Linked DNA regions of Homo sapiens: regions 1, 2, 3, 4 and 6 are each linked to region 5. A link is a loop called in an ENCODE intact Hi-C map of the cell type or tissue named here. Cell type or tissue: IMR-90. All regions are shown on one strand.

The links. Hi-C counts contacts between places; a loop is a spot of excess contacts. Peaks named below come from ENCODE experiments on the same cell type or tissue, not always from the same donor. Only the 100,000 strongest peaks of a DNase experiment are listed, where the experiment ranks them.
Region 1: a loop joins it to region 5, with 2.4 times the contacts of the local background. A loop is called at or near these places in 3 of 110 quality-filtered maps.
Region 2: a loop joins it to region 5, with 2.5 times the contacts of the local background. A loop is called at or near these places in 3 of 110 quality-filtered maps.
Region 3: it touches region 5 in a loop (6-fold over the local background); 6 of 110 quality-filtered maps call a loop at or near these places.
Region 4: it touches region 5 in a loop (7-fold over the local background); 9 of 110 quality-filtered maps call a loop at or near these places.
Region 6: a loop joins it to region 5, with 15 times the contacts of the local background. A loop is called at or near these places in 4 of 110 quality-filtered maps.

Annotation. Positions count from the first base shown.
Region 1 is chr17:33,172,107-33,177,106 of GRCh38, reverse strand. The region is part of intron 1 of ASIC2 (acid sensing ion channel subunit 2); the gene reads left to right. Among named protein-coding and RNA genes, the nearest start is that of ASIC2-AS2, 63 kb to the right of the region's middle. In IMR-90, no CTCF peak of the experiment used is centred here; no DNase peak of the experiment used is centred here; H3K27me3 peaks cover 661 bases.
Region 2 is chr17:33,215,013-33,220,012 of GRCh38, reverse strand. All of the region lies in intron 1 of ASIC2 (acid sensing ion channel subunit 2), which reads left to right. Among named protein-coding and RNA genes, the nearest start is that of ASIC2, 76 kb to the left of the region's middle. In IMR-90, no CTCF peak of the experiment used is centred here; no DNase peak of the experiment used is centred here; H3K27ac peaks cover 576 bases.
Region 3 is chr17:33,036,964-33,041,963 of GRCh38, reverse strand. All of the region lies in intron 3 of ASIC2 (acid sensing ion channel subunit 2), which reads left to right. Among named protein-coding and RNA genes, the nearest start is that of SPACA3, 48 kb to the right of the region's middle. In IMR-90, a CTCF peak has its summit at 3,118 (motif pointing left); a DNase peak (open chromatin) is centred at 1,883.
Region 4 is chr17:33,233,260-33,238,259 of GRCh38, reverse strand. All of the region lies in intron 1 of ASIC2 (acid sensing ion channel subunit 2), which reads left to right. It overlaps LOC124903985 (a long non-coding RNA gene), which reads left to right and starts at 2,363. Exons shown (of 2, transcript XR_007065721.1): 1 at 2,363-3,955; 2 at 4,318-4,443. In IMR-90, no CTCF peak of the experiment used is centred here; a DNase peak (open chromatin) is centred at 2,849.
Region 5 is chr17:33,290,145-33,295,144 of GRCh38, reverse strand. It overlaps ASIC2 (acid sensing ion channel subunit 2), which reads left to right and starts at 1,850. Exons shown (of 10, transcript NM_183377.2): 1 at 1,850-3,737. The coding sequence starts at 3,030. RefSeq lists a silencer at 2,653-2,823. In IMR-90, CTCF peaks have their summits at 1,768 and 2,461; no DNase peak of the experiment used is centred here; H3K4me3 peaks cover 1,710 bases; H3K27ac peaks cover 318 bases; H3K27me3 peaks cover 1,797 bases.
Region 6 is chr17:33,672,366-33,677,365 of GRCh38, reverse strand. It overlaps a transcript of ASIC2 not described here. Among named protein-coding and RNA genes, the nearest start is that of ASIC2-AS1, 120 kb to the right of the region's middle. In IMR-90, a CTCF peak has its summit at 2,572 (motif pointing right); no DNase peak of the experiment used is centred here.

The DNA of each region.
Region 1 (5,000 bases), 120 kb after region 5:
TATTACTCTAGAGGAATTGCAGGGAAAAACAAGGTGATTATCACTGGAAATCTTATTCCACTTATGGACACAAGTTGTCCCCAGCCACCCATGCCTTGGATATGGAACAAAGCCATCCAAATTCAGCATTGACCAGGTCAGATACACGGGTGCAGGTCTTGCTGCAAATCCATCTACTATCTTCTCTTCTCCCTGCCCCTGTACCTTCTGGAAGAGCCTGGCTGAGGCACATGCTCACCCTTCCCTTGGTGGCCATTCTACAGTGCTCAGGGATGAGACATCCAGACCCAGGGTTCTGGGGACAGCATTAGGTCTTTGAAAGATAGTTTGGGCTGTGTGTCCCTGAGCCTCAGTTTCCTCACCTGTGAAATTAGGGATAATTCTTCCTCTGCATACTTCCCTGAATTGTCATCAAAATCAAATGAAAGAATGGTTTTAGTCCCTCATATTCAACAATTATTAGGCCAGGCATTGTGGCTCATGCCTGTAATCCCTGCACTTTGGGAGGCCAAGGCAGGAAGAATCACTTGAGCCCAGAAATTCAAGACCCCAGCCTGGGCAACGTGGTGAGACCCCATCTCTACAAAAAATGTTTAAAACTTAGCTGGGCATGGTGGTGTATGCCTCCCAGCTACTCAAGAGGCTGAGATGGGAGAATTACTTGAGCCCAGGAGGTCAAGGCTGCAGTGAGCCATGATTGTGCCACTGTACTCCAGCCTGGTCAACAAAGCAGGTGAGACCCTATCTCAAAAAAGAAAAAACAATTCTTTAAGCCCCTACGATGTGCCAGGCTCTGGAGGTATCAAGGGAAATGACATACACTCCTGGCCTTCAAAAAGCTTGCAGTCCAATGCGGGAGACAGACAAGCAATAGATTTCAAGGCAGCTTGGACAGTGTTACAGCACTGTAGGGAAGCCCACAGGATGCTGTCTGCCCAGCCCTGAAGGGTTAGAGAGTGGAGATTCTCCAAGGAGGAGTGGGGCTCTGAAGGATGAAGAAATGTTCACTAGAGAAGGGGAAATGAAGGACATTCCAGTAAGGGGAAACAGCCTGTGCAGAGAGGCCAGGGGATAAGAATATGGCATCTTTGTGGGGATCATTGCTTGCTGGGTGTACAGCACAAGGCACAGAGACAAAAGCAGGCACTGGACTGTAGAGGGATGTCCAGATTAGGCTTTTCACAGAGAACAGTGGGGAGGGATGTCAAACAGAGGCATGGCAAATTCAGATTTATATTTTAGAAAGGTTGATCTTGGCCGCAAGGTGGAGAATACACTGGAAAAGCAAGAAGAGAGCGCCGAGATTGGTCAGGAGCCAAGTGGAGCCTCCCGGGGAAGAGATGGGAAGGTCTGAGTGGAGGGGGGAGAAGCAAGGAGGGAGAGGAGTGAGCGGATTGCACAGACAGGGGAGGCAGCAGCCGCTGGACTTGATGAATGAATGAGAAAGCTTTTACAAACTGAGAAATGTTGCCTCTTTAATAGTAGAGAGGTTCATCGCTGTAAATGTGGGAACTACATTAAGTCATTTCAATCTGCCACAAGCGCCGCAATACTACACATTCTGGTTGGAAAAAAAAAGTAGGGTATTTTTCTTATTTGTGAATCCTTTTTTTCTCTCTAGTCCTACACAGGAAAAAAAAAACAATAAAATAACAATAAATGGGAATGAAGAGCTTTTAAAAATAAAGTGATGTAAACTCAGAACTATCTTTGGACATTGGGAGACACAAGCTACCCACGGGATTTGCTTTTTGGAAACAGCTACTTGGAAGAAGTGCCCAGAATGCGCCCTAAAGAGATAAGAAGGAGAAAAGCATCTCAGGCCAGATCAAACTTGGGGTTGAAAACTGTGCAAAGAATCAATGTCGGAGAAAGAAGTTTTGCAAAAGAAAAATGCCTAATCAGTACTAATTTAATAGGTCACATTAGCAGTGGAAGAAGAAATGTTGATATTTTATGTCAGCTATTTTATAATCACCAGAGTGCTTAGCTTCATGTAAGCCATCTCGTATTCATTAGAAATAAGAACAATTTTATTCGTCGGAAAGAACTTTTCAATTTATAGCATCTTAATTGCTCAGGGTTTTAAATTTTGATAAAGAAAGCTCCACTTTTGGCAGGAGTAGGGGGCAGGGAGAGAGGAGGGTCCATCCACAAGGACAGAGACACCAGGGCCAGTAGGGTAGCTGGTGGCTGGATCAGTCACAACGGACTGACTTATGCCATGAGAAGAAACAACCTCCAAATCTCAGTGGCTTAATACAACACAAGCTCATTTCTTGCTCACGTTACATGTCCTATGTAGATCAACAGCAGGTGACTCAGGGACCCAGGCTCCATCTCCATATGAGCTTCCATAGTCACCAGGACACGGGCTCTGAAAGTGTCCTCCATGCAGGGACACATGCCTCTTCCTTTCATTGGGCAGAGCAAGTCACTTATGGCCAGAAGTCACACTGCAGGGCAGTGCCATCCTGCTGTATGCCTGGGAGGAGGAGCAGATCTGTGGTTTGCAAGCCCATCGCGCCCCCACTAAGATGTGCATGTGAGCTCCGCAAAGGCCAAAACCAAGTCTTATTAATTGGTATCTCTAGCATGTACACAGCATCTCTCACAGAGTAAGTGATGGTGAATTTTTGATGAATGAATGAATGGATGGATACACGGAATCTTTTTTTTTTTTTTTTTGATGGAGTCTTGCTGCATCACCCAGGCTGGAGTGCAGGGGTGTGATCTCAGCTCACTGCAACCTCCACCACCCAGGTTCAAGCGATTCTCCCACTTCAGCCTCCTGAGTAGCTGGGATTACAGGCACGCACCACCACACCTGGCTAATTTTGTATTTTTAGTAGAGACAGGGTTTTACCATGTTGGTCAAGCTAGTCTCAAACTCCTGACCTCAAGTAATCCACTCGCCTTGGCCTCGCAAAGTGCTGGGATTACAGGCGTGAACCACCGTGCCTGGCCCCATGGATTTGATTTTCAGAACTGGTTGAACTTTCCTAAATGAGTGGTTCCAGGGAAGTCTGCCTCTATTCTTTCACCTGGTTGTCTTCAAGGCTTTCTGGACTACCAGAAGCAAATGTACTTGGCTTCAGAGCAGACCTCTGAGGCAGCAGAGGCACTTGTGGGGCCTCTATGGCACCAGGTTAATGGAGCAGCTCAACACTTCAAAGGCTACTCTCATCTGATTGCCTGGAACACAGGAATTAGCCAACAGAGGCTGAGGTTGGGGAAAGGGAATCACTTCGATTGTGTCCTTACTTTGTGTTAGGCACAGTGCCTGTAGCTTCATCCAAGTTTGCTAATGTGATTCTCATGGCAGTCCCATGAGGAAGGTACTGTTTCTTCTGCCTTTTACCAATGAGAAAACTTATGCTTAAGGAGCTTAAGACACTTACCCAAGATCTCACAGCTGTTAAATGGCTTAGAACCCAGACCTGTCTGGTCAAAGCCGGTGCTTCTAACCATCAGACTGGCTGTCTCTTCTACAAACAAGTCACACTCACTGCTTCAGAGCATTCTGTTTTCCTTATGAACTTTCAGCCATGGGTGGCACTTTCTTTATTCACCCTCCAGGAGGCAGGAAGGGGGCCAGGACAAATGCATCCTCCAGTCTCCCACTCAGCTCCTCCTGCCTTCACCGATCCCCAAGGTCTCACTTTCTGTTTGCGCCTTCAGCCTCTTCAGCAGTGTGGAGGATCAGGCCCCGCAAGCTTGGTACCGAGGTACCTGGGGTCTGTGGTGGCCATGTTTTCTGCTGCCTCAAGTCAGTCAGGCTGTGCTGTTCCATACACATTCAGGCTGCCACCCCAGATAGCCTGCTTCTGACTATCTCCCTCTCAGGGGTGGTCTAAGGAAAAAGGAATAAGGAGTCAGATGGATGTGCCCCAAACCTGGATCCCCCTCACTCTCTATACGATCAGACTCGGGAGTCTGCCTCATCTTCTATAGAGCAGTATGGGGTTGTAGAAAGAAGGAAGGAAAATGAAATATATGGAGCACGTACTGTATGCCAGACATCTTCCATGCTGAGTCTCAGAGTATCTCCATGGGGAAGGGAGTAATGAGTAATGTCCCCTCTGGCAGATAAGAAAACTGTGACCAAACTGATTAAGGAATGGGATCATGGGCCCACAGCCAGGCACAGGAGCAGCCAGGATTCTAGCTCTGGTTTGCCTCTCTCCAAAGCTGACATTCCTTCCACTACATCCATAGATCTCAAACTTTTGCATGAAGTGAAGTGACAGCTGGAAGGCTTGTTGAAACGACCCAACCTCACAGTTTCTGATTCAGGAGGACCAGAGTAAGCCCTGAGAATCCTCATCTTTACCTAGTTCCCAGGTGATGCTGAGGCTACCAGTCTGGGGGCCACACTTTGAGAACCACTGCATTCCATCATACTACTGAGTTCTCTGAACTGTAAGAGCTCATGGCTGAGAAGTTCTCGTGAACTCTGAAGTTCCGTGCATGGGAGAAAATATTGCTCCCACAGACTTCCCTCTTGATGGGTAACTAGCCTCTCTGCTAGTGGCAAGGTGGCTGTCCAGAGGGCCTGTGCTGTGTTTGTGCTTGTTCTTGTCTCCTAGGGGGTAAGGACAGGCATGTGGGGCTAAGGCCTGCACCCTACACCTAGGATATTTGCAGAGCGAACACCACTGCCATTCCCACCATGTTTTGTGAGCTGCCCATCTGCCAAGGCAGAACTGGGCTTTAATTTTGGCATAGCCATCTGCTACCTGTGGCAGGGGTGGGGACTGTGGATTTTCATGGCTCCCTAGGCCACTCCATACGTGGAAAATATTGCACCCACTCACCCATTGCCCCCAGAAGCCTGAATTTTAAATGCAGGCTTTACCTTCACAAGCTGAACTTTAGGACATGATCATTTGGGAGTATAGGATACATTACTCATCCAATCCACTACTAGTTATTGGAAAAGTTTCATGCAGCAAGTACTATACTATCAGGGGGCATGATGCAATCATGAGCAAAAACAG
Region 2 (5,000 bases), 75 kb after region 5:
GCTGCTTTTTATTGATTGAATATTTCCCCTGGAGACTTAACCCCCATGGGACATCTGCACTGTTCTGTGGGTCCTCTGGCAGGGAAGAATGTGGCATGTCCATGACCCTGCTCTGCAGAGCCCAGGGGACCCTGAGAACATCCTGGGAATGAACAAATGGCTTGCATGATCTAGCAAGTCAGACTTGACTAGGCTCAACAGAGCCAACGATTTTCTCTAACATAGACAACCCAGGGCCCTTCAAAAGGAACTTGTGTGCCCACTCTGGTAGCGGGATTTTATGCAAGCCAAAATTCCCACGCCATTTGAACCACCGAAACTTTTCCCCCATCTCTGATACTACCCATGAGCATCTCAGAAGACCCCAGAGTCCCGCAGGACACAGTTTGGGAAATGCAGGGGCTTAAGACTACGGGCTTTAAAGGCAGAAGAACTCAGGTTCAATTTTTGGTTTTCTCATTTGCTGGTCTGAGCTTCGGTGTTTTCATCTATGAAGAGGAGACAGCAATGACTGTCATAGTGTTGTTGGAAGGCTTCAAGGAGATAATGGATATAACATGCTGAGAGTGGACCTGTTGTCTACCAAGGAGGCAGGAAATATGTATTGGGGCTGTTATTTATTACCTCATAGGCATTAAGTGTATTACTTCATCAGGTCATCGTGAAGATTAACTGAAGTAAGATATGAAGTAATGTGTGTAAAGTGCTTGGCATCAAGGGGGGCTGCCTTCTGAATGCTGGTTTGCCTTTCTTCCTCTTCTCTCTGGGCACTAGTAGCTAGCTAGTAGCAGATTTCCTGTGCCGGGAAGCCATCAACTACTTAGAATATGGAACATTTCCCATCTGCTTGTGGCTGTTCTGGAGAAGGTGACATTCTAAGCTTCATCAGGCCCTGGAGTTTTTAAGTAATTGAAGCACTAAGAATCTGAAGTGACTCACCCTATGCTGTTTATTCTGGTCTCGTTTGCACAAAAGAAAGGAAAATCACCAGCTCTAACCACCCACTGCAAAATGTTAGAGATCAGAATAGCTGGAGAAAATACCAAAAATAATTCGCCCAGCCCAGTTCAGCTCTCCCTTCCACGGGTGTGGTTGGAAAACATGCGTGGCAGATCCTGAGTCATCAAATACAGTAGCCCCCCCGCCCTGTTATCACTGTGTCCCCTGAAGGGGTGAAGTGGTAAGGAGAGGAGAGTGGAAGGAGTGAGGAGGGAAGAGAGATGCCCCGAGCAACAACCTGATCGGATTTACCGTCCCTGCTGGAGGCAAAAGGGAAAATGGGTTTTTAAGTCCAGTCTCATTGACTGAACACCTACTGTGTGTGAGGCATGCTGCTGCCACAAACCATAGGATAGAGTCATGCTCCTGCTCCCACCCCCACCCCGGCAATGCTCAACTTATAATAATGATAAGAATGATAGTGGATGCTCCCACTTAATAGGCATGTCCTATGAACCAGGCACAGCCTTTGGCATATTCTCTTCTGCATCTCTATTGCAGTCCTTCAAGGCAGGAGTTATTACTCACTTCTTAGGGAAGGTGAAGCGGAGACTTATTCACCCAACAGACTTTGAGTTCCACTGTGCCGGGCACTGGGCTCGATGTGAGAATGCTCAGATGAATAGAACACAGGCTGTCAGCTGAGCAGAACAGTCAGAGGGCTTTCCCAAAAGCAGGAGAGAGCACATGTCGAGCCCAATTCTCTGCACCTCAGACCTGGGCCTGCCCCGCAGCATCAGGAAGCCACCATCAGAAGCCCCACCCAGGCTTCTAGATTCCCAGGGATGGGATGTGAACTTCCCTCCGAGGCAGCCGTTGCACTGCAGAGGGGCAGACTGAGAACACAGCCCACAGTTCTGTGCCAGAGTCAACAGCACGGCCGATTTATTTTAAATAAAAACATTTAAAAGCATGAATTGCATTACGTAGCAAAGAAGACTTTGTCTTTGCCATTACGGGAGGTTTTGCTGCAGAAATTACCATACTACTATACAGAAATATCACAAGGCTGGGTTACGCCAAGAGGGCTTCTGCGCACAGTGTGGAATGCCAGACAGAGCTGGACCTGTCATTTTGGGTCCCTTTTCTCAAGACCCAGAGGGGAGCTGCTACTTAGCACACCCATGAGCCAGAGGGAGAGCCTCACTGCTCTAAAAGTCTCCGCAGAGAAAGAAAAGGAGAAACAGGCATGGAGTACCTACCATGTACTTGGTGCTTTACCTGCATTATCTCATTTAATCCTCCCAGGCTTACAAGGTGATGCTGTTATCTCTGATTTATAGAGAAGAAACCTGAAGTTCAAACAGGACAAGCCCAGAGTCACCAGGATGAGAGGGAACCTGGATTCAGCTCTGACTGGAGTTAGTCTGGGCTCTTTCTACGACCCAAGCTGTCAGTTCCTTTCTTTGGTTTACAAGGTGCTACTCCGGGGGAGTGGTGGACACAGAATGTTTAAAGGCGTTCAGCACAGCCTATGGGAAAGGGCAAGTACTCAAGAGGCAAAGACTCAGGCTCCGGGCTCGCTCAGCCATAACAAGTGTCATGATGGGAAATAGACTACGCAATCGTGCAGAGCCTCATCTGCAAAATGAGTACGTGCGTGTGTGTTTGTGTGTGTGTGCATTTCACAAATATACAAAAGCAAATCACAATATCACGATTCTCTTTGCCTTTTGAGGGAAGGTCTCCTGCAGAAAGACGTTCAGCCTTACATCCCTGAGAGCTTCCCAGAAACCACTGAACTTTTATAGCTCTCTCACTTGCCACCCTTCATATCCCACATCCATTTGGGGTAACCATCCATCAGAAGGAAGTGCCTCTAGGAAACAGGGCCTTTTGCTGTCCAAGAGCAGGGGCTCTCATCACACAAACCCAAAGTCTAAATTATATTTTGTTCACTCAAACTACCCTTTAATTTACTGTAACATTCAAGCCAGCAAAAACACATAAATTAGCAATGACAAATATTCTGACAGTCACTGGGAGTTCCTCCCTCTCCCTAACCCTCCACATCCAATTAATTTTCAAGACCTGTAGCTACTGATTTACCACCTAAATCTCCCTCCCAACTGCCTCCCTCTCTCCATGGCCACCCCTTCACTGTTTCTCACCTCAATTATTCAAACAACCCCCTGACTGGTTCTCTCTATGCTCACCCACACTATCAATTGAACCACCCACCGTCTCACTTCCACTCTGCAGCCAGAGTGATCCTCATTAAAGTCTAATTCTGTCATGATCCTCTCCTCTTTAAAACCCTCTTGGGGCTCCCCATCACCTTTCAAATAAAATGAAAACCCTGCCACATGGCATCTATAGTCCCTGATGATCCCAGCCATTCCCAACTCATTTCTTTCCTCCCCCAAGCATAGCACCCTCATGCCAGGCCACACTTTGGGGTGGCTCTTTGAAACCACCATGCTCTCAATGTCAATGTCTCCCCTTCAAGTCTTTGCAAACCCTGCTTGGATCAGCTTCCTTCCTTCCTTGCCTAACACCTCCTCGTCATTCAGGACATCTTATCTTCTAAGTCCGCTTCAGCACACTCTGTGCTGATCAGCCCTGAAAGCCTCTGCTCACTCCAGACAGCAAGAGTTGATTGGTTTCTCTCCCCTTCCAGACTGTGGGCCACTTGCAAACTGCCTTCCATCTCAGCATCCATAGAGCACAGCCAGCTGAATGAATGGATTATCCCTCATACGGTTTCGTTAATGTATCACTCTCTAGATGACGTTAGAGTTTTTGCTTAGACATCATGACATATTTATTAGGTTGATGCGCCGACCTAATAATCACAGAAGCTGAGGACAGAGAAACTGAAACTACTGCCAATCAATGGTCAATCAGAAGTGAAGGTCACTTGTCTCCTGAAATTATCATGTGATTCAATAAGAAAATAGGAATAGTTTATGGAATTTTAGTGTACGTTTGAATTTTAGGTCATTGGATTAAGTGCTGTAGACCTAAGTTTATTTGAAGGGACATTATTTTTAAATCACTATAAAAGCCACATGTGGCCGGGCTTGGTGGCTGACGCCTGTAATCCCAGCACTTTGGGAGGCCGAGGCGGGCGGATCACGAGGTCAGGAGATCAAGACCATCCTGGCTAACACGGTGAAACCCCGTCTCTACTAAAAATACAAAAAATTAGCCAGGCGAGGTGGCGGGCGCCTGTAGTCCCAGCTACTCGCGAGGCTGAGGCAGGAGAATGGCGTGAACCCGGGGGGCGGAGCCTGCAGTGAGCCGAGATCGCGCCACTGCATTCCAGCCTGGGCGACAGCGAGACTCCGTCTCAAAAAAAAAAAAAAGCCACATGTATATTTAAAACATTTGGGAAAATGCATTTAAAAGATGATTCCTAATTCCAGAAACAAAACCTAACCACTAATATACTGGTTTAATTTCTTTCAGGCTTTTTTCTCTGTCTAGGCTTAATGTTTTAGATTTTTTAAATATCAATTTTAGATTATTCTCTGTGTATCATTTTGCAAGCCACTTTTTTCCTTTATAACATTAACATTTTCATGGTATTACATACCCATAATTCAATGACTACATAAAACTCCATTGTGTGGATGTTTCATAAATTACAACTCATTCTTCTGTCAGATATTTAAATTGTTTCTACTACTTCTTTATCCTGGATAGTGCTAGGATACATAATTTCAAGACTCTTTAGGATAGATTCCCAAAAGCATAATTACTGAACAGGAACATTTTTAAGGCATTTGATAGGTGCCATCTGTTTTCCAATCAGTTGCCCAAATGTACCCTCTCCCCAGAATCGTATGAGAATCCCCATTTTACAATACTTTTCCCCACATGCAATCATTCTTTTAAAGTATCTATTCTATTTTGACTGGTGAGAGATCATTTCACACTGTTTTGCTTTTCATTTTGGATGAAGAGTGTGAGACCAAGCATCTTCCATATGTTTACTTCTTGGTGTATTTCCTCATTTGTGAATTGTGACAGGGCTTCGTCTTCATGTATAGGGAAGC
Region 3 (5,000 bases), 250 kb after region 5:
AAGAGGGGAGCTGACAAGGCACAAGGTTAGAAACAGGGGGACCTCACAGGGCCACCTGATCCTAGAACCTAGGGCCTCTCGGAGTATAGTGCCCCTTACAGATGGGGCACAAAGGCCCAGAAAGGTTGAGTGTCATGCCCAAGATCACACTGGAAATCCTGACCATCGGCTAGTCCTGAACTCAGATGTGATTTGGTGCTAAGCCCACCTCATTGTAGAGCCCATGAGGACCAGCATGGACATTCTGCTCCTGCCTGGCTTCAGCCTGGTTCAGCAGAGTGCAGAACTCAGCTGACACCCACAGAAGGAGCATTTAAGCCAGCCCTAGCCAAAGGGGAATTGTCAATTCCAGTGGTTAGAACCCGAGTTCTGGCTTAGAGGAGGCAGTCTCTTGTACTTATCCTCTGGTCTGGGGCTGGGAGAAAGTAGGATAGGGAAATTCATTCATTTGCTCGCTCATTCATTCATTCAACAAGCAAGCATCAAGCACCCACTATGTGTCAAAGTCTGAGATCCAGTGAGCAAGAAGAGATGTGGGGATGTTCTGAGAGGAGGATGGCAATTAGGACAGGCAAAGAGACCAGCCACCATACTGCCATCTTGAATGAAGGACTTTCATAAGTGCTTTCCTAACCTAAAGACTCAGACTCAACAAACGCATGTAAACACTGTGCAAGGTGCATCCATGTCTATTGTCTAATTTAACTCTCAGGAAGTCCTAGGAGTTGCAAATTATTATCTCTGTTTTACAGATAAGGAAACTGAGGCCCAGAGTAGTTAGGTAACTTGACCAAGACCACACAGCTCATCAGTTCTTCCCACCACCCCTCAGCTGTGTGGGCAGGAGGAGGAGGGAGAGAACAGGCTCCAGGGCTCTGGAGATGTGCCTCAAGATGGTAGCGGGAGGGGCTCAGGCAAACAGGGGCCCCTTGAGAGCAAGTACCCTGTTTTACTCATCTCTATAGCCCCAGTGTCTGGCCCTGTGCCTGACGCATCCTAGGAATTAATGAAGTCTTTATATGATTAGGTTGGACCACTCAGCTGGTTGGGCTAACAAAAGCCTTTCTGAGGCCCCCAACAAGGTAACAGCCCAGGGCGCACCCCCACTCCTGTCTCTCACACTTTCAAAGGACACGTCCATCAGGTTGAGCACTATCTTGTCAATGATAGAGCCTTGCTGAGCAAGCTGAACACTCCTTTTGACTATGCTGTCTGAAAAACAGACTGCAAAGGAGACTTTTTGCCTCCGTTCCCAAGGCAGTTTTTCTCAGAGAGAAGGCTTTCTGCTGGCTCTAAGCCAGGGTCATGCTGGCCTCGTCTTGATCGGTTTCTCCAGACAAAGAAAAGGAAGAAAGCATGTTCTGACCTAAACATTTAGACCACCCTAATCATCTGAGAGTAGCCCATCCACCTACCACCATCTGTCCTGGATGGCAGTAAGTGAGATATGTAGACTCAAAGACTTTGAAGACCCTGGAGCTTAGAAACTATCTGGTCCAGACCCCTGATTTAGTGGAGCAGATACATTAGGCTGAGAGGTTACAATTCCTGCCCCAATAGTGCTCTTCTCACACCACCAGCCACTACATTGCATTGCTGACACCATTGTGAAGAAGTGGTCAAACTGTTGGATGCTAGCTTCCCAGCCAATAATACACAGACAGAGATCCCAGAGAGGAGACTTCATTGGAACCATAGGTCATTGGAGTGTGTCTCTTCATGACTGATGCAAAGGCATGGCCAGGTGGGCTCCAGCCATCACTCACTGCACTCCCTGAGCCAACCTCCTAACTAGGGAGATAGAAGGGCAATACTGACTCACAGTGAAACCATGGCTGCCGTTTATTCACCATCTGTATACATCAGGCACTCTTGGAGATGTTCCATCTTGTTACACAACAAGGCAGAAAAATATCTTAACATCTAGCCTCGGAATTCCTCTTAGGGAGGGAACTTCCTTTCCTTGGGAAAATACTATGATATAGTGAGACTCTGTGGGAAAGGATGTTGCCATGTGCCAAGACTTCAGAATAGGATGAAACTGCTTAGGAACATGTTGATTCTGCTCCTGGAAAAGGGTAAGAGCACATGAGTGAGAGAGAAAGGAGGAGGGAGAAGAAAGAGAGAAAAAGATGGGGAGGGAGCAGGATCAGGCAGGTGAAGGAGGAGTAGAATCCTCTCTTCCAGTGGAAGGTTTTGCTTTGCTCTGAGGTAGCCCCCTCCTCCAACTCCCTCTGACATCTTCTGTGTGTTCTAATGCTTTGGGTGAGTGGGCCTTCTGTACAACTTAACAAGGGGCTGCATTTTATGTCAGGTCCTATTATGCAGAACAGAGAGCAAATGTCAGCCAAGGGTAATATCTGGGTTACACATACTTTAACATGTTCAAAAATCACAGCATCCTCTGAAGCAGCCAATATCTCAGGATTGATCTCATGCAGAAGGAAAGGTCAGAGAGGCTCAACCATTTGTCCAATGTCCCCCAGCTAAGGTGGTGTCAGGGCCAAGATTCAAAGCCAGCTTAATCTTGACCACGGAGCACAGGCTCTTAAATAGTCATTCCCAGCGGAAGACGAGCCAGGATCTCAGACACACGGGTCAGTGAGGAAAGGGAGGAGGCCAGGCCAGGCAAGGCTGAGGATCCTGACCTCCACCTGGGCAGGAACCCTCAGGGATACCCCCAAGCCTAATGGAATTTGGTCCATGTGAGCAAATGTCCAATCCCTGTGGCACCATGGAACAGCCCTGTGAGCACCGTGTCCTATCCCTGTGGCAGAAGGCCTAGTGACTGACATAACAGAAGAGCCAGGTGGGTATCAGGTGAGCCAGGTGGATATCTCTCCCTGTCTCCCTCCTTTTTCCTCTCTCCTCATATATGCTTTCCTGCCCATTCCAGAAGCAGAAACCACATACTCTTAGGCAGTTTCATCATCTTCTCAGCATCCACTCACAGCAGCATCTAAGTCAAAGCCTCAGAGTGTGGGATGCAGACACAAAGGAGGGAAGGGCCCAGGGAGCTTGGCAAGGTCCTAGGAGATTGGCTGGACTCCCCTTAGGGCTGCGAGGGCTGCGGAGGCCTTGGGCAGCTGTGCTTGCTGCAGCGCCACCTACTGGTGTGCCTTAGGATCTTTGGTCTGGGAGAGGCTGGAAAAATCAATGATTGAAGAACAACATAAGGATGTCCCCAGGCAGGTTAAGGGCAAACATCAGCTTCTCTCTACAAAATGAAGGCGACTGTTGAGAGAAGCTCCAGACAGTGGAGCAATGAAAGACATGCACCAGGGTATTTAATCACAAAAGTTCTGCATTCCTTGCTCTGTTCATAAATTTAAGCAATTATCAAAGCCTCCAGTTCCATAGCACAGTGGAGAAAGAGTGGGGGAGGATGAGTTGTCAAGTACATGCAGGAGCATCTCAATCCTGGGTGTCTCTCCTCGATCTCCGGGCTAGCTCATCCACCCTACATGTTCATTATACACTAATGACTCCCACATTCATGTCTGTAGCCCAGATCTCTCTCCCAGCTCCACTCCCATAGATTCATCTTCCTGGTAACATCTTGACTTGGATGTCTGAACCGGGCAGGAGTCATTATCACAAGAAACTCAACTCAAAATAACTTAAGCCAAAAAGGCAGAGATTTGCTGGCCTGTTTAGCCAAATTGTAAAGAGAGCCAAGGTGGAGCTAGAATATTTGTTGAATAAATGAAAGGATAGAAAAACATGAAGGAGTTTATTAAGAGAAGGTGATGAGAACTAAGTCTTGGCAAGTACCTACTAGCATCTGGGCACTGAACTTATTTAATCAGATAAGGAAACTAAAAGCTGGGGCTGAGGGATGGGGCTGTGTAGCTTACCCAAAGTCACACAGCTGTCTCATGAAAGAGAGGAGTTCGAGGTTCTGCATGGGTCATTCTGCTATCTCTCATTCTCAAATTAGAATAGTAGATTTAAGGTCTATGATTAGACACAAAGGCTTAAGAGATCATGGAAGTCATCTCATCTAACTGTACACCCAATGCTTGAATCTCTCTCTCTTCCCATCCCAGCCAAATAGTTGTATAGTTTCTACTTGAACAGCCCTGGTGATGGAGAAGTCACTCCCAAGACAGTGATTTTATTATTGAATTATACCAGTGGATTAGAAAGTTCTTCCTTATGTTGAGCCAGAATGTATCCAATGCTTATAATGTGCCTACCTACCACAGTGCCTGCAACAAAAATAAACGTTATTATCATCCCACGTTCCGTATTACAACTATTCTTGTGTCTATCTTTCCCTTGGGATGCCAGAAAACAAATCTAATTCTTCCCTGAGACAGTTCTTCAGATATTTGAAGATGGTGCTTCAGGGTCCTCCTGAGTCTTTGCTTACCCGGATAAACAAATACTCCAACCCACTTTCAGACACTCATTGGTAAGCAAGAGTCGGTGCTGTGCACACAGTAATTTTCCAGCTGCTGTTGTGTGTGAGGCTTCAGAGACGCTGATGGAGCAAATGATGAACCAGCCACAGCAGGGCTGGAGGGGTATCTGAATCATGACCTCTGCAAAAAAAAAAAAAAAAAAAAAAAGAGGGGGAAGTGGCTGACCCTGAACAAACCTTGGCCCATCTCCAGAGCTTCACCAGCTACATTCATTGTCCACCCATTGTAAGAACCCATTTTAGTAGAAGAGAAACGAGTTTCCCCCAAAGTTAACCTGCATCATTTTAGACCCCCAGTCCCTGCCCAAAAGGCATGATTAGTCCTTCCAAAATCCAGATTGTGTGTTCATGGATCCAATATTGAGCAATGTAGGGGATCCAACCAATTCTTTTTTTTTTTTTTTTTTGCTACCACACCTGGCTAATTTTTTTTAATTTGGGGTTTGAGGGTACATGTGAAGGTTTGTTACATAGATAAACATGTCACAGGGGTTTGTTGTACATGTTATTACATCACCTAGTTATTAAGCTCAATACCAAATAGTTATCTTTTCTGCTCCTCTCCCTCCTCCCA
Region 4 (5,000 bases), 57 kb after region 5:
TGCAGTGCCGTCGTGCAGCTCTCACAGGGTTTCTCCAGCACAGCCTCTGCGATTTCACCTGTGGGATCCTTCACCAGCACGTGACTTCAGGCCCGAGTGGTAATGAAATCAGGTAGAGAAATGGTGCTTTCAACAAAAATAAAAACAAAACCTGTGACCATGAAAACAACAGCCGCCTTTATTACATTGCTGAGTGGCTCTAGCTTCGGAACCACACAGGCCTACCGGGTTTGAATCCTGTTTCGTCGTTTGTAAAATGAGTTAACAATAGCTCCCAGTTCCATGGGAAGGATTTAGTGAGATAGTGTATGAGAAGTCCTTGACCACAGTGTGAGGCACAGGAAAAGTTCTCGTTGGTGGTTAGTGAGAGATGGAGCAAGAGTGATGGCTACATAGAAGACTGAGACTCCCAGAAGGCGTGGACTTACCCCAGCCATGTCAGTTAGCATTAGCAATAGCAACACCAAAGGATGGGCTGAGACTAATAGTGCAGTATCCACCCTGTGCCACTTGCATACCTCGTTTAATCCTGCCTCAACCCTGCCACATAGATACATTGCATTTATTGTAGAGATATGAAAACTGAAGCTCAAAGCAAAGAACTTGCCCAGAGTCAAACATCTACTAAGGCCGGGCGCGGTGGCTCACACCTGTAATCCCAGCACTTTGGGAGGCCGAGGTCGGGAGTTCGAGACCAGCCTGACCAACATGGAGAAACCCCATCTCTACTAAAAACACAAAATCACCTGAGTGTTGTGGTGTATGCCTGTAATCCCAGCTACTTGGGAAGCTGAGGCAGGAGAATCACTTGAACCCAGGAGGCGGAAGTTGCGGTGAGCTGAGATCATGCCATTGCACTCCAGCCTGGGCAACAAGAGCACAACTCCGTATTAAAAAAAAAAAAAAACTACTAAGTGGGAATGTCAGGTCTACCTAATTGCAGAGACCAATACCTTCTCCCACCACAAACCCTGCTGTGGCCTCCATTCTGCAGCCTCAGGCCCAGCCCTAGATGGCACTCATTCTGTGCCTCACTAACATCCACTTGGGACTTTTTTGGAAGCCAACAATAACTTCTTCTGGCTCTGATGGTGCTCTGTGGCCTGCCCGGATGATGGACTTCTCAGCAGCACTGTCCTCAGCATGACTATGAACTCTTCATGTCCCTGTATCAAAATGGGATTACAGGTACACACCACCACACACTCACATGTCCCTGCATCATGTCCTTGGCATGCCAGTGAACCCTTCATCTCCTGTCTTAGGGCTGCTATAATAAATTACCACAAAACATGTGGCTTCAAACAACAGAAATTTATTGTCTCACATTTTGGTGCCAGGAGTCCAAAATCGAGGTGTTGGCAGACTCATGCTTCCTCTGAGGGCTCTAAGGAAGATTTCCAGCTTCTGGTGGCTGCAGGAGTTCCTTGAGTTGTACAAGGCAGTATAACTGCAATTTCTCCCTCCATTGACACGTGGCCCATTTCTCTCTGTGTCCAAATATCCCTCTGTTTTCTCTTATAAAGATACCCATCATTGAATTTAGAGCCCACTCTAAATCCAGGATGATTTTGTCTCAAAATCCTCAACTAATTACATCTCTAAAGACCCTATTTTCAAGCCAGGCATGGTGGCATGCACCTGTAATCCCAGCACTTTGGGAGGCTGAGGCAGGCGGATCACTTGGGCCCAGGTGTTCAAGATCAACCTGGGCAACATAGCAAGACCTCATGCCTACAAAAACAAAAATTAGCTGGGTGTAGTAGCGTGCACCTGTAGTCTAAGCTACTTGGAAGGCTGAGGCTAGTGGATAACTTGAGCCCAGGAGTTCAAGGTTGTGAGCTGTGGTTGTGCCACTGCACTCCAGCCTGGGCAACACAGAGGAAGATGCTATTCCAAAAAAAATAAATAAATAAAAGAGAGAGACCCTAATTTTAAATAGGGTCACATTTCAAGGTTCCAGGTGGACATGAATTTTGAAGAGACACCATTGAACTCACTACAGCCGACCCTTTTGCCTACCAAAATTTCACATCCTTCCTTCATGCAAAATACATTCACCCCATACTAACATCCCCAGAAGTCTTAACCCATTCTAGCACCCATCACCTCTAAGTCTAAAATCTTGTCTAAATATCATCAACTCCCTGTAATCCCAGCACTCTGGGAGGCCGAGGCAGGCAGATCATGTGGTCAAGAGATCAAGACCATCCTGGCCAACGTGGTGAAACCCTGTCTCTACTAAAAATAAAAAGATTAGCTGGGTGTGATGGTGCACGCCTGTAGTTCCAGCTACTCGGGAGGCTGAGGCAGGAGAATCGCTTGAACCCGGGAGGAGGAGGTCGCAGTGAGCTGAGATTGCACCATTGCACTCCAGCCTGGGCAACAAGAGTGAAACTCTGTCTCAAAAAAAATAATAATAATAATGATATATCATCAGCTCAAAAAGCCCCAAATCTCATCACTGAATGAATGAGTTATGGGTGTGACTCTGGGTCTGATCCATCCTGGGGCAAAATTCATCTTAATCTGGCACCAAAGAAGAGTTCAGGGCTGCCTCCATGGAGGCCAAGGCTGGGCCTGTCCAGGGCAGGTTCCTTCTGCAAAGACGTAGACAGGGCAGCACAGAGGGCTCCTCTGAACACTCACTGAGAAGCCCGGCTGGTATCTGTTACCTGAGGGAGCTGAGCTATGGTTACCCACGGGCTTTCCTAGTCTGCATGTCACTCCTCCCATAACCACTTATGTTTAAATAATTTGTACTTATACTGTGACTCATTACAAAAATGATTTGAGGTGGAATTAGAGCAGGGACTCTCAGAGCTGGAAGGCACCAATTCCCAGCCCATGCATGACTCATCCTGGCTCAGCTCTCCTCTGGCCTGGTCTAGAACACTGCCAGCACCAGAGAACTCCCTCCCACGTCAGCCCCACAGGGAGGGAGGCCAGGAGTGGAGCCCTGTGTGTGGGTTGCCCCTGTTAAAATGGACTACCTGATCCTGGGAAGGGGGAGGGAGAAGGTGCACACTGACCTAGTTTGGTTTTGCTTTTGTATATGGTTATTCCTATGACTGAAGATGTATGAGCCACTGTGGCTGCCTGCATCTCTGGCTGTGTGTGTCTTATGTCTCATGCCCCAGGGTCCAGCAGTGAACCTTGCTTTCCAGAACAGAGGGCTATAGGCAAGTGCAATGGAGAAGAAGTAAAATGGGACCAGAGCCACATGCCTGTGGGAGAGAGGGAGCGAAGGAAGCAGGAGAAGACCAGAAAGGATGCAGCCGCAGTTTTGTGTCTGGCCTCAGCCAGATCCCACAGGGGAACTCACAGAGGAACTCAGGGGCACGCATAGTGTTATGGTCTGAATGTTTGTTGTCCCCCTCCCCAAGATGTATATGTTGAAATCCTAACCCCTAATGTGATGGCATTGGGAGGTGGAAGATTTTGGGAGGTGATTAGGTCGTGGGGTGGAGCCCTCACAACTAGGATTATTACCTTTATAAAAGAGACACCAGAGAGTTCCTTTTCCCATTTACACCATGTGAGGATACAGCAAGAAGATGCCATTTAGGAAATGGGAAGCAGTCCCTCTTCCAACCTGCTGGTGCCTTGATCTTGGACTTCCCAACCTTCAGAACTGTGGGCAGTAAATGTTTGTTGTTTAAGCCACACAGTCTAAGGTGCTTTTGTTATTGCAGCCTGAACGAACTGCAAGACAATTAGCATCCAAGACTGGATCCCTCCTCATACCCTGGAGATGAAGGAGATGAGTGCCTGTGGGCAGAGAAGAGGGCCACTCTGAAACCACTCACCTCCCACCACAGGGTCTGCCGCTGCACTTCCACACATCACCCACAAGCCACCATGCCAGCCTACCACCAAGCCGGACTCTGCAGGGGCCCAGCCAGGGCCACATATCCACGGCTTTTCCTAAGGCACAGAGAAGCTGAGAAACCTAGTAAGAGCCTCTGGGGTCCCCACTTTTAGTAAATTACAAGGAGGTGTTCAGCCTGCCCTGAACCTCATAAAAGATGGATGGTGTAGTTATATAACATCCATGGCTTTTTACGAACTTCACCTTTCCTTTAAAAAGCTGCTAACTTCAAAGAAAAAAAATCGCTCCAGGCATTCTGGTGGTTGTAATAAAATGCATTCCCCAGGAACATGGGTTGTCTCAGCCTTAGAGAAGAAGACAGGGTGGCCATGTGGGTGCCCACGTGCCTACTTCCTTGTGGGTGACAGGTTTTATCTCCCTGCAACTGATTTATGCTGAGGACTGACAGCCTGTGGCCATGACCTACTTTCCCTTTTACAATACAGCATCCAGGGCTCAGCAGGGCTGTCCCGCCTAAAGAAAACCAAGAGTACAGAAGCAGCACTTGGTAAGCGTGTGCACCGGAGGTTTCTCTTGACAATCTGCTTCATAAAATAAAATAAGTGTGTGTATCTGTGTGTGTGTCTGTTTATGTGTCTGTGTGTGTGTTTTCTGTAGAACGAGGGATTCTTTTTAAAGAGCTAGCACCTCAAGTCATCTGACATTGGAATTTGAGACCTTCTAATCATTATTGTGAAAGCAACGTCAGCCTACACAGCATGTGTGGCCTACATCCACCCAGCCTGATGCCGTTCAGAAAAAAAAAAACCAGTTGAAAGGCAGATGTGGAGACTTTTGTGTACAGAATACCTGAATGGCTGCTTATGCCATGTGTGTGTGTGTGTGTGTGTGTGTGTGTGTGTGTGTGTGTGTGAATTTCCAATTCCGTAACCTCAAGTGTCATTTCAGTTTTTAAATTCTGGAAAGAGTTCGTGTGTATGTGAATTGTGTCAGATAGTAGAATTCAACTCAGGAGAGAGTGACACACACGGTGGTGTAGTGTGTGAGTTTTCTGCTGCTAGAGGGAAAACCTCCTAGCGCATGAGGGCACTGTCGCACAGCCAGGCAGTGTGGGGGTTGGGAAAAGAGGATTTGGGATTTAGGTGGAGCCTCAACATAGGCTTTGGCT
Region 5 (5,000 bases):
CCCACAACAGCTGAACACATCAGAAACCCAAAATGTTTTAAAGGCTTTTATAAAATAGAGCTTCATGCCACTCCAGATTTATGATGCTGGAAGATGGCACATGCTTGTCCTGGTTGCTTCATCAGTAACTGCACTGAGGTCACTAGGTCACCCCACCTTGGCCAAGACACGGGTCACTGTGGCATTTCCAGGACCCTTGAGACCAGGCTGGGAGCACTGGAGTATGAGCCTTTGGTAGAGGCCCCAGTACAGCAGGCAGCTTCAGAACCCTCCCCTCAAAGCCAGCAACAGACATCTTCAAGCAACCAAACCCAAAGCAAACTGTCATCAATGCCCAACTGCAATAGCTTTTTCCCCAGATGAGTGAGAAGGGTTTCCAGGTGTGTGTGTGTTGTGTATATGTATGTGTGTTGTGTGTATGTATGTATGCAGTATGCATTGGGTATATATGCATTTAAGTGTATATGTTGGTATACATGTATGTTCATGTATATGTGTGTTGTATGTGTAGTGTGTGTGTGTGTTTGTGTATATGTGTGCTTGTACATGTGTGACTGTGTGGATGTATGTATGTGGGTGAGTGGGAAATGAGGGGCTCAGAGGTCCTCTTCTCCAGAGACCAGATGCAGGGAGTCATCACGCTGTAAGGGTGCCCTCAGGTCAGTGGGGAGGGAAAGCCCATCCCAGCACTGCTTCTCTCCTGCTTGGAAACCCACAGCTCATTCAACAGATCTGGCCAAATTGCCCCTAATTCATCATTACAAAGACGGTAAAACTCCTCTCCACACCCAAATCTCTGCTTCCCCAAGCCTCCTCTCCCCAAAGGATACACACGTTGGTCCTTCTTCCACTGGAGCATCCTCCCACCCTTGGAGTCCCTTCACACTGCCTCCACCACCAAATTCTACTCTCCGGATAATGTCTGGAAAACCCCTTTATCTCATGGAGTAATGGGGCTCCAAGTGTTCCCTGTCCCAGCAAGGGGAATGGGAAAGATGGAGTCTCCTGTCCCTGGAAGTCCTACTCCCCCTTCCCACCCTCTTGGAGAGCTGTGCTTGGCAGACTGGGCCAGGGCTGAGCAGTAGGCACTTCCAGGGAAGGGGCTGGGACACACATGGGATGTCCCTAAGAGGCTGAGGGGAGGATTGTCGCACTGAGCCTACCCTGCTCGCAATGCCTCAACACACATACTCATTACATACAACACATGCACATACACACACACACAAAACACACCAACCACACACCACATCTAGAAACCCTGATATCCATCCACACATCAACACATGCATTTCAAACCCAGGACTCACTAAGTGCACACATACACACACGGAACATACACGTCACCATAGACACTACATCCTGCATGCACCACACTCTAATGGCCACAGCACGCCACCCGCAGACATGCTCACATTCAAGAGTTTCACAGAAATGCCCATTCACACATACACAATGCACATCCTACGCACACCCAATACTTGGCACCACACTCGCAATCGTGTTCAAATGCCCACACTACACAGCAACTCGCTCTCTCTACAGCCCATCTCACACCCTCAGGAGTCCTCTCACCCCTGTCTACACTGGGGCCACATCAGCACAATGGTTATACTACTTATCTCTCCCACAAGCCCATACACCTGAGCACATCTGTACAGCGCATCCCCATCCCGCTCCCCACCACACCCCACCCCCGCACCCGGCCGACTCCAGCAAGAGGCTTCCCGCTCGGTGTGCAGCGGCCACAGTGGCCAGGAATTAAAATGCAGCGAGGAGGAGCCGGGCGCGTCAGCACCGCGTCTCCAGGAGCGCACGGCGCTCACGGCCGCCGCCGCCCCGCCCGCCCGGAGCCGCGGGGCCAGCGAGCTGAGGAGCAGGTGCTCGGAGCCCAGCCGCGCCAGCGTCGCGCGGCCGCTGCCCAAGTTCGCCTGGGGCCCAAAGAGGGTTCTCCCGGGCAACCGGGGAAGGAGCTTAGCCGGCGTCACGGCCACCGCGAGCTCGGAGTCTCGAGAGGAGAAGGGCGCGCGGAGCAGCGAGTCCGGGTCACCCCCGGGAGGTGTTGGCGGGTCCCCGCAGTCCCCAGCTCTTGTCGCCGCGGGGGCAGAGAGAAGACGCGAGAGACAGCAAGGCTGGGCTTTTCTGGAGACGCGAGGCACCTGGGAGAGCCGAGGCGAGAAGCGACACTTCCCTGCGGCTAGCATCCTTGAAGGACCCCGGCGGCGAACAGCCTCCCGCAGGACGCCCTGAGAAGCTCTCAGCCCCAGGCGAGAGCGGGCGCCTGGCAGGACTTAGGCGCAGGACTTGGGGAAGCCTAAGCAGGTCTCTGCCGAGCGCAGCCCAGGGAGCAGTAACAAGGAAGGGTCCTGGAGGGGAAGGGAAAGAAGGCGGCAGCCGGCAAGGCGACCACTCACCCCCGTACACACCCACCCCGCCCGCCCAGCCAGGAGCCGCGGTGCGCCTCTGGGGGCGCTCGTTCCTTGGCGCCTTCTCTCCCGTGTCCCAGCACCGCTGGGCTACGGGCCGGGCTGGTGGGGTCCCTGGGGATGTCCAGATCAGGCATGGTGGCCGAGTGGCCCTTCTCCCAGGACCAGCGTAAAAGCTGGGGTTAGGCGGGGCAGGGGGGACTCGGCTCAGGGTCCCCCGAGGTCCAGGACGAGGGAAGGCGGGCGCAGCACCCAGGGACTGGAGAGGCGGCTCCCAGTGGGACCCCTCCAGAAGTAGTGCCGGGCGCCGGGCATCCTCCAGGAAGACCAGGGGCCGGGAAAGCCTGGGAGGCGCTCGGGAGAGGCCACTGCCAGGGGCTGCGGGCTGAGGCGGCGCTCAGCCCCGGGCGGGCGCCCGCGGAGGCGGCAGCGGCGGCGCCGGGCGGGCATGCCGCGCCACCGGAGCTCCTTTCGGGCGCACGCTTCCCTGGCGCGGGCTGCGCGCGGCTGCCGCTGCTGCTGCTTCCACTGCTGCTGCGGACTCCCATGGCGGCTCCGCCCGGCCGGGGCCGCCGCCGCTGCCGCCAGCCGCGGGCTGAATGAATGAGCCGGATTGGCGGAGCCGGGCTGCCCGCAGCCGCGCTCACCGGCCCGGGACGCTTCCGCATGGCCCGCGAGGAGCCGGCGCCCGCGGCGTTGGCGGCTGCCGGGCAGCCCGGGGGCGGCAGAGGCGGCGAGCGGGCGCTGCAGGGGCCAGGGGTCGCCCGCAGGGGGCGGCCATCGCTGAGCCGCGCTAAACTGCACGGGCTGCGGCACATGTGTGCCGGGCGCACGGCGGCTGGGGGCTCCTTCCAGCGGCGGGCGCTGTGGGTGCTGGCCTTCTGTACATCCTTCGGCTTGCTGCTGTCCTGGTCCTCGAACCGCTTGCTCTACTGGCTCAGCTTCCCGTCACACACGCGGGTGCACCGCGAGTGGAGCCGCCAGTTACCCTTCCCCGCCGTCACTGTGTGCAACAACAACCCGCTGCGCTTCCCGCGCCTCTCCAAGGGGGACCTCTACTATGCCGGCCACTGGCTCGGGCTGCTGCTGCCCAACCGCACCGCGCGCCCGCTTGTCAGCGAGCTGCTGCGGGGCGACGAGCCGCGCCGCCAGTGGTTCCGCAAGCTGGCGGACTTCCGCCTCTTCCTGCCTCCGCGCCACTTCGAGGGAATCAGCGCCGCCTTCATGGACCGCCTGGGCCACCAGCTGGAGGACATGCTGCTCTCCTGCAAGTACCGCGGCGAGCTCTGCGGGCCGCACAACTTCTCCTCCGTGAGTTGCCCTCCGCGCGAACCCGCTCCCTCTGCGCCCCACTCCCCGGCAGTCAGGAGGCCTGGTGTTCCGCCCCCTCGGGGCTGTCCCCAGGCCTCTTGCAGTGTTACCACTCCACGATGCCAAGGCAGAACCCATTCTTGGGTCCCCTGAGTCTTCTCCTGCAGGTTGTGGGAACTTGGACTTAACTGTAGGAGGAGTCGCCTCCCACCAGTGGGAGCTCCCCTGTCCCAGCCCCTCCTTCCAGTGTCAGCCCCCAAAGCCCTCATTCTACTCCTTATGGTCCCGTCTGTGAATATTAGTCAGCCTCCTTCTTCCCGACCTCAACTCCAGGCCCTCAGGACTCCAAGAAACTGCTCTGTGTTTGGAGTGTAGATCTCTTAAGTGCGGACTTCTTGTCTTTGGGAAAACCAATAGACGGCTCTTAAAAAAAAAAAAAAAAAAAAGGAAGCGCTTGAAAAATGGATCATCAGGGGAATCACGCAGAGTCCCTAAGCAGGCCTACGATCCGAAGCAGCTTATGTCTTCAAAGTTCCCAAACACTTAGAATCTAGGAGAACTTGTGAGGAAACTCCCAGAAAACCAACACTGAAGCTGTAGACAGTTTGGTGGGAGAGGCAGCAGCATGCTTTGGCTACTTTTTCAAAATGCAGGAGTCTTGAGCATCCAGCGGAACTGAGCAGTGGTGCGCCAGGGTTGGGCCCTTCACCTGGCCTCCGTCCCCCATAAAATGTAAGTGTGGGTCTTCTGGTCTGGAGGATTGCTCCGGAGTTGAGAAAGCATCCTAGCAGGCATGTGGATGCAAACAGCCGCGGCCAGGAGAAGCTGTGCTTAGGGTTTGTAAACCATTTGCTGTGCCGGTTCCCCCACGCTGTGGGTCTGGATAACGCAGCTGTTGGACAGAAGGTATCTGCCTTGTGCAGTCTGCCTTGGAGGAGTTCTGGTGCCAGGCCCCAGCATGATGCATGCCTGTCCAGCCATTCGTGTGTAAATGTCCCTTAGGTGGGTTTGGGCTTTTCCACTAGTGCAGGGAAGGTTGGTGTGTGTGTTTATTGGTAGTGCTATGATGGTGATTTTACCAGATCTGATTCATCACTCCTGAGATCCTCATTTCTGACAAAGCTTTTTTTGGGATGGTAAAGAGATGCCACGGTTCCAACAAGTGTTGGCATGATGCCGGTCAGACCAGGTCTCTCATTGGCTGATTGGATTATTCCTTGTCTAGGAAGGCAATCCTGGCTTCAATCTTGTCCTGCTGGCTTT
Region 6 (5,000 bases), 380 kb before region 5:
AAGGGTCCCAGGATTTTCAAAATGGTGAATGAGCATTGGCTTCAACTTAAGTCACCTCCTACGCTGGCCTCTAACAAAAGAGTTACCCTGTTCTTTGAAGCTTTGAAGCCAGACATTGACTTCTCTCTAGCTATGAAAGTCCTAGAGGGCATCTTCTTCCAATATAAGGCTGTTTTGTCTACACTGAAAATATTGTTTAGTGTAGCCACCTATATTAGGCTGTTCTTGCATTGCTACCAAGAAATACCTGAGACTGGGTAAATTATAAGTAAAAGAGGTTAAATTGGTTCATGATTCTAGTGGCTATACAGGCATGGCACCAGCATGCCACTCACAGTGGAAGGGGAAGCAGGAGCGGGTACTTCACATGGCAAAAGAAGGTGCAAGCGAGGCAGTGGCATGGGGGGCACAAACTTAACCAGATCTCAGGAGAACTCACTCACTATCAGGAGGACAGCACCAAACCATAAGGGATCCACCTCCATGACCCAGACACCTTCCACCTCCACCAGGCCCCACCCCCAACAATGGGAGGGACAACTCAACGTGGGATTTGGTGGAGACATGTATTCAAGCTATATCACCACCTTCATCAATTATCTTAGCTAGATTTTCTCGATAACTTGCTGCAGCTTCTACATCAGCACTTGCTGCTTCACCTTGCACTTTTATGTTGTGGAGATGGCTTCTTTCTTTAAACCTCATGAACCAGCCTCTCTCTGCTAGCTTCAAACTACTTCTGCAGCTTCCTCACCTCTCTCATCCTTTATAGAATTGAAGTGGGTTAGAGCCTTGCTCTGGATTAGGCTTTGGTTTAAGAGAATGTTGGGCATGTTTGATCTTCTATCCAGACCACTGAAACGTTCTCTATATCAGCAAGAAGGCTTTCACTTTCTTCTTATTCCTGTGTTCACAAGTAGCACCTTTAATTTCCTTCAAGAACTTTTCCTTTGCATTCACAATTTGGCTATTTAGTGAAAGAGGCGTAGCTTTAGGCCAGTCTCAGCTTTCTACATGCCTTTCTCACTAAGCATAATCATTTCTAGCTTTTGATTTAAAGTGAGAGATGTGTGACTCCTTCTTTCACTTGACTACTTAGAGGCCATTGTAGGGTTATTAATTGGCCTAATTTTAATATTGTTGTGTCTCAGGGAAACAATTTCCCAAAGAAAGGGAAAGAGATGAAGCAGTCAGAACACACACAGCAATCATCAATTAAATTTGTTGTTTTATATGGATGTGGCTCATGGTGCCCCAAAACAACTACAATAGTAACATTAAATATCACTTATCATAGATCGTCATATCAGACACAGTAATAATAAGAAAGTTTGAAATATTGCAAGAATTACAAAAATGTGACATCATAGAGACAGCTGTTGGAAAAATGACATCTATAGTCTTGCTTGACGCTGGATTGCCACAAATTTTCAATTTGTAAAAAATGCATTATCTGCAAAGTACAGTAAAGCAAAGTGCAATAAAATGAGGCTAAATCAGGTGCACTGGCTTACACCTGTAATCCCAGCACTTTGGGAGGCCGAGGTGGGTGGATCACTTGAGCCCAGGAGTTTGAAACCAGTCTGGGCAACATGGTGAAACCCTGTCTCTACGAAAAATACAAAAATTAGCCCGGTGTGGTAGTACACGTCTGTAGTCCCAGCTACTCAAGAGGCTGAGGTGGGAGGATGGCTTGAGCCTGGGAGGCAGAGGTTGCAGTGAGCCTTGATTGCACCACTGCACTCCAGCCTGGGTGACCCAGAGACCCTGTATCAATTTTTTTTTAATTTAAAAAAGAATAAAATGAGATGTACCTATAAACCCAAGCAAGCAAATGTGGGAGGCCGTGAAGCTCATCTGTGTCCCCCAAGGCAAGAACCCCAGGTTGCAGGCTTTTTCAAAGACTTCCAAACTCTGCTTAAGCTCATGATTCCTTGGAACAAACAGGTGTGGAGCTGATCACGGGGCCCGTGCAGAGCCCAAGGCCAGAGATACCCCTTGGGAATTCCTGATGCCAGAGTAGACAGGACATCCTGGTACCTCTCACATTCCTACAACACACTGCAGCCACCCTGAGCCTATGCCCAAATCCAGCTGGAGGAGCAATGTGTCAGACAAGAGGAAGATTTCAGGTAGATGGAGCATGACAGGTGAAAAGAGAATAAAGAAGATGAGTCACTAAAGGGTTAAAGGGAAATAACGATGATAACATTAATTGATATTGAGTGGTAACTTGCTATGTGCCTGGTACTGGTCTAAGCACTTTACAAGAATTAGGTCATTAATCTCCACAACACCAGAAGGCGGACGCTTTTATTTGTGTAACTATTGTGTCCAAATCTTGCAAAGTGCCCACCTTTGTTTATCTGATTCGGTTTCCCCCAAATCCCCAAGTAGTTTTCATTGATGAGATTGTCATTCTCATTTTTAAGACAAAGAAACAAGAGGCTCAGAAAAGTGAAATGAGTTACCCAAGGTCACGTGATTCCTCAATTTCTGGGCTCAGACCACAAATGCAGGGCCTAAGACAGACTTCTGAGCTCTTTGTGCTACACTACATTCGGCCGGCAGAGAGCAGAAGAGAGCAACATTGCTTCTTTTTCAGGCCAGCCAGGGACAGCACTAGAGCCCTGGATATCACAGAACGAGCGGCATGGATTTGTTTATTCACCCATTAAAAAATTATTTATTCCATAACTTACAAGTTGTTCGAACTTGGACAGGTCACTTCATCTCTCTGAATTTAGTTCCCATATCTATAAAGTGAAGAAAATAGTATTTTGTTCATAGGGACACAAGACTTAAATGACACACACATAAAAAATATTTAGCCATGTCTGACACAGAGCAAGTGCTAAGAATAGTAGCTTCTACTATTGCCATTATTCATTGATTTGCACAGTATTTCAGTTATTCCTTCAATCATTCACCAAACATTTTTTCATTTAGTATCTGTCATGTAAACAAACAACAAAAATTGTCCTAGGGCCAAGGGAATGAATGAGGGTGAGTTTCAAAGGTAACTCAGATATGTTTTCTGGAAGAAGGGAGAAAAATCATTGCAAAGGAACTGTAATACGCTGGGAAAGAGGAGGGGACTCCCCACTGTCGGGAGAAATGAAGGGCACCTTCTTGGAGCACGGAGCTTCTGAAAATATCTTGCTAAAGACACGGGCCAGGCTCGGTGGCTCACGCCTGTAATCCCAGCACTTTGGGAGGCCGAGGTGGGCGGATCACGAAGTCGAGAGATCAAGACCAGCCTGGCCAACATGGTGAAACCCCGTCTCTACTAAAATACAAAAAAATTAGCTGGGCTTGGTGGCATGTGCCTATAGCCCCAGCTACTCAGGAGGCTGAGGCAGGGAAATCGCTTGAACCCAGGAGACGGAGCTTGCACTGAGCCGAGATGGCACCATTGCACTCCAGCCTGGCAACAGAGTGAGACTCCGTCTCCAAAAAAAAAAAAAAGACACGGATGCACAGACCTTAGCTCAGACCTACAGAATCCCCAGCTCAAAGGACAGGTCTCACTTGCCCACATCTTTACAAAGCTTCACGAATGATTCTGACAGTAAGGTAGGTTCAGGGAGCCACTTCTTTGGATATTGAAGTATGCATAGGATTTAATCCCCTGAAGATGAGAGCTGCCAGGACCCATGTTTCTCCCCGAGAGAGTTTTGCTATCGCTGTGGGTGCAGGGGACTGGGCGAGGATCTCAGAAGCCATAAAATGAAAGGGACACAGAGGACATGTCCTTCATCCCCAGTGTAGGAATCCTCTCCTGCTCCCTGGTGATATGTGGTCCTGGAGCCTTTGCCTGAACATCACTCCTCCTTTTGAGCCTCAGTTTCCCCATCTTTAAAAAAGGGTTTGCATCAGATGATTCTTCAGATGCCTTTCAGCTCTGATATTATATGACTTTGATGCAGACATCACTGCTCTGGAAGGCAGCCTGTTAGATAAAACAGTGTGTGCTTCAAGAGAAATCTGCTCCATGTCTGCTATAGCTTCTTCTCACCCAAAGAGAAAGCCCAAGCCCTTTGCCCTGGCACCTGGGCTTCTCTTGGAGGCAGCCCTTGCCTCCTCTGCCCTCCTCATCCCCTTTATGCCTCAGTTAAAATGAAATGGTCTCCTCACTCTTCCCTGAGGCCTGTTGTCATCCCATCCTCAGTTTCTCTCCCTTCAACCTTCACCGCCTCCTGCACTCCCCTGCACCTGCACCTGAGCCTGTCAAACCCTACAGGGCTTTGTAATGCTGCCGCCTCTATGAGGTCACCCCTGATTTCTCTCAAACGGAGTAACTTCTCTTCTTTATGTCCCCCATCCCAAGCTTTACACCATTATCACTGTCATTACTTCCTGCTAACAACTTGCTACATGCTGGGCGTTATGTAACATATGTGGCATGCTTTATTTTATTGACCCATTTCACAAACCTATGATATTGATATTATGGCTATTTCCACTTTATAGATAGAGAAAGTGAGCTCTGGGGTGGTTGAGTGACTTGTCCACAGAGGCTCTGCCGTATGTTCCAGTCATTTCTGCAGGCGTCTCATCTCAACGCCAGACTGGAGATTCCTGGTAGTCCTAAATGCTGCCAGTTGAATCTCTCAGGTCCTATAAGGAGAACTTGAATACAGGTTGTATTAAAAGATGTAGCAGTTCCTAGGAAGATAACATCAGCAGGCTGGGGTGGAAAGTCAAAGCTATCTCTTGGGACACTTAAAAATTGGAAGAATCATTAAGAAACAAAATATTAGGGCCAAGTCCATCCTAATCCAAGCGAGTGAAATCCGACCATGCCCATCTTTAGCCACAGCAGGCTAAGAAAAATGCCCCTATCAAAGGCACTGGGTTCAGACCCAAGCCTTGCAAAAAATCTCAGACATGTTTGGGTGATGTATTTTTTTTTAAGTGAAGACTTTTTTTTTTTTTAAGCAAGGAGTGTAAAATAAAATAACAGCCACAACACAAGTGAAATGCAACTTTTATTTCAG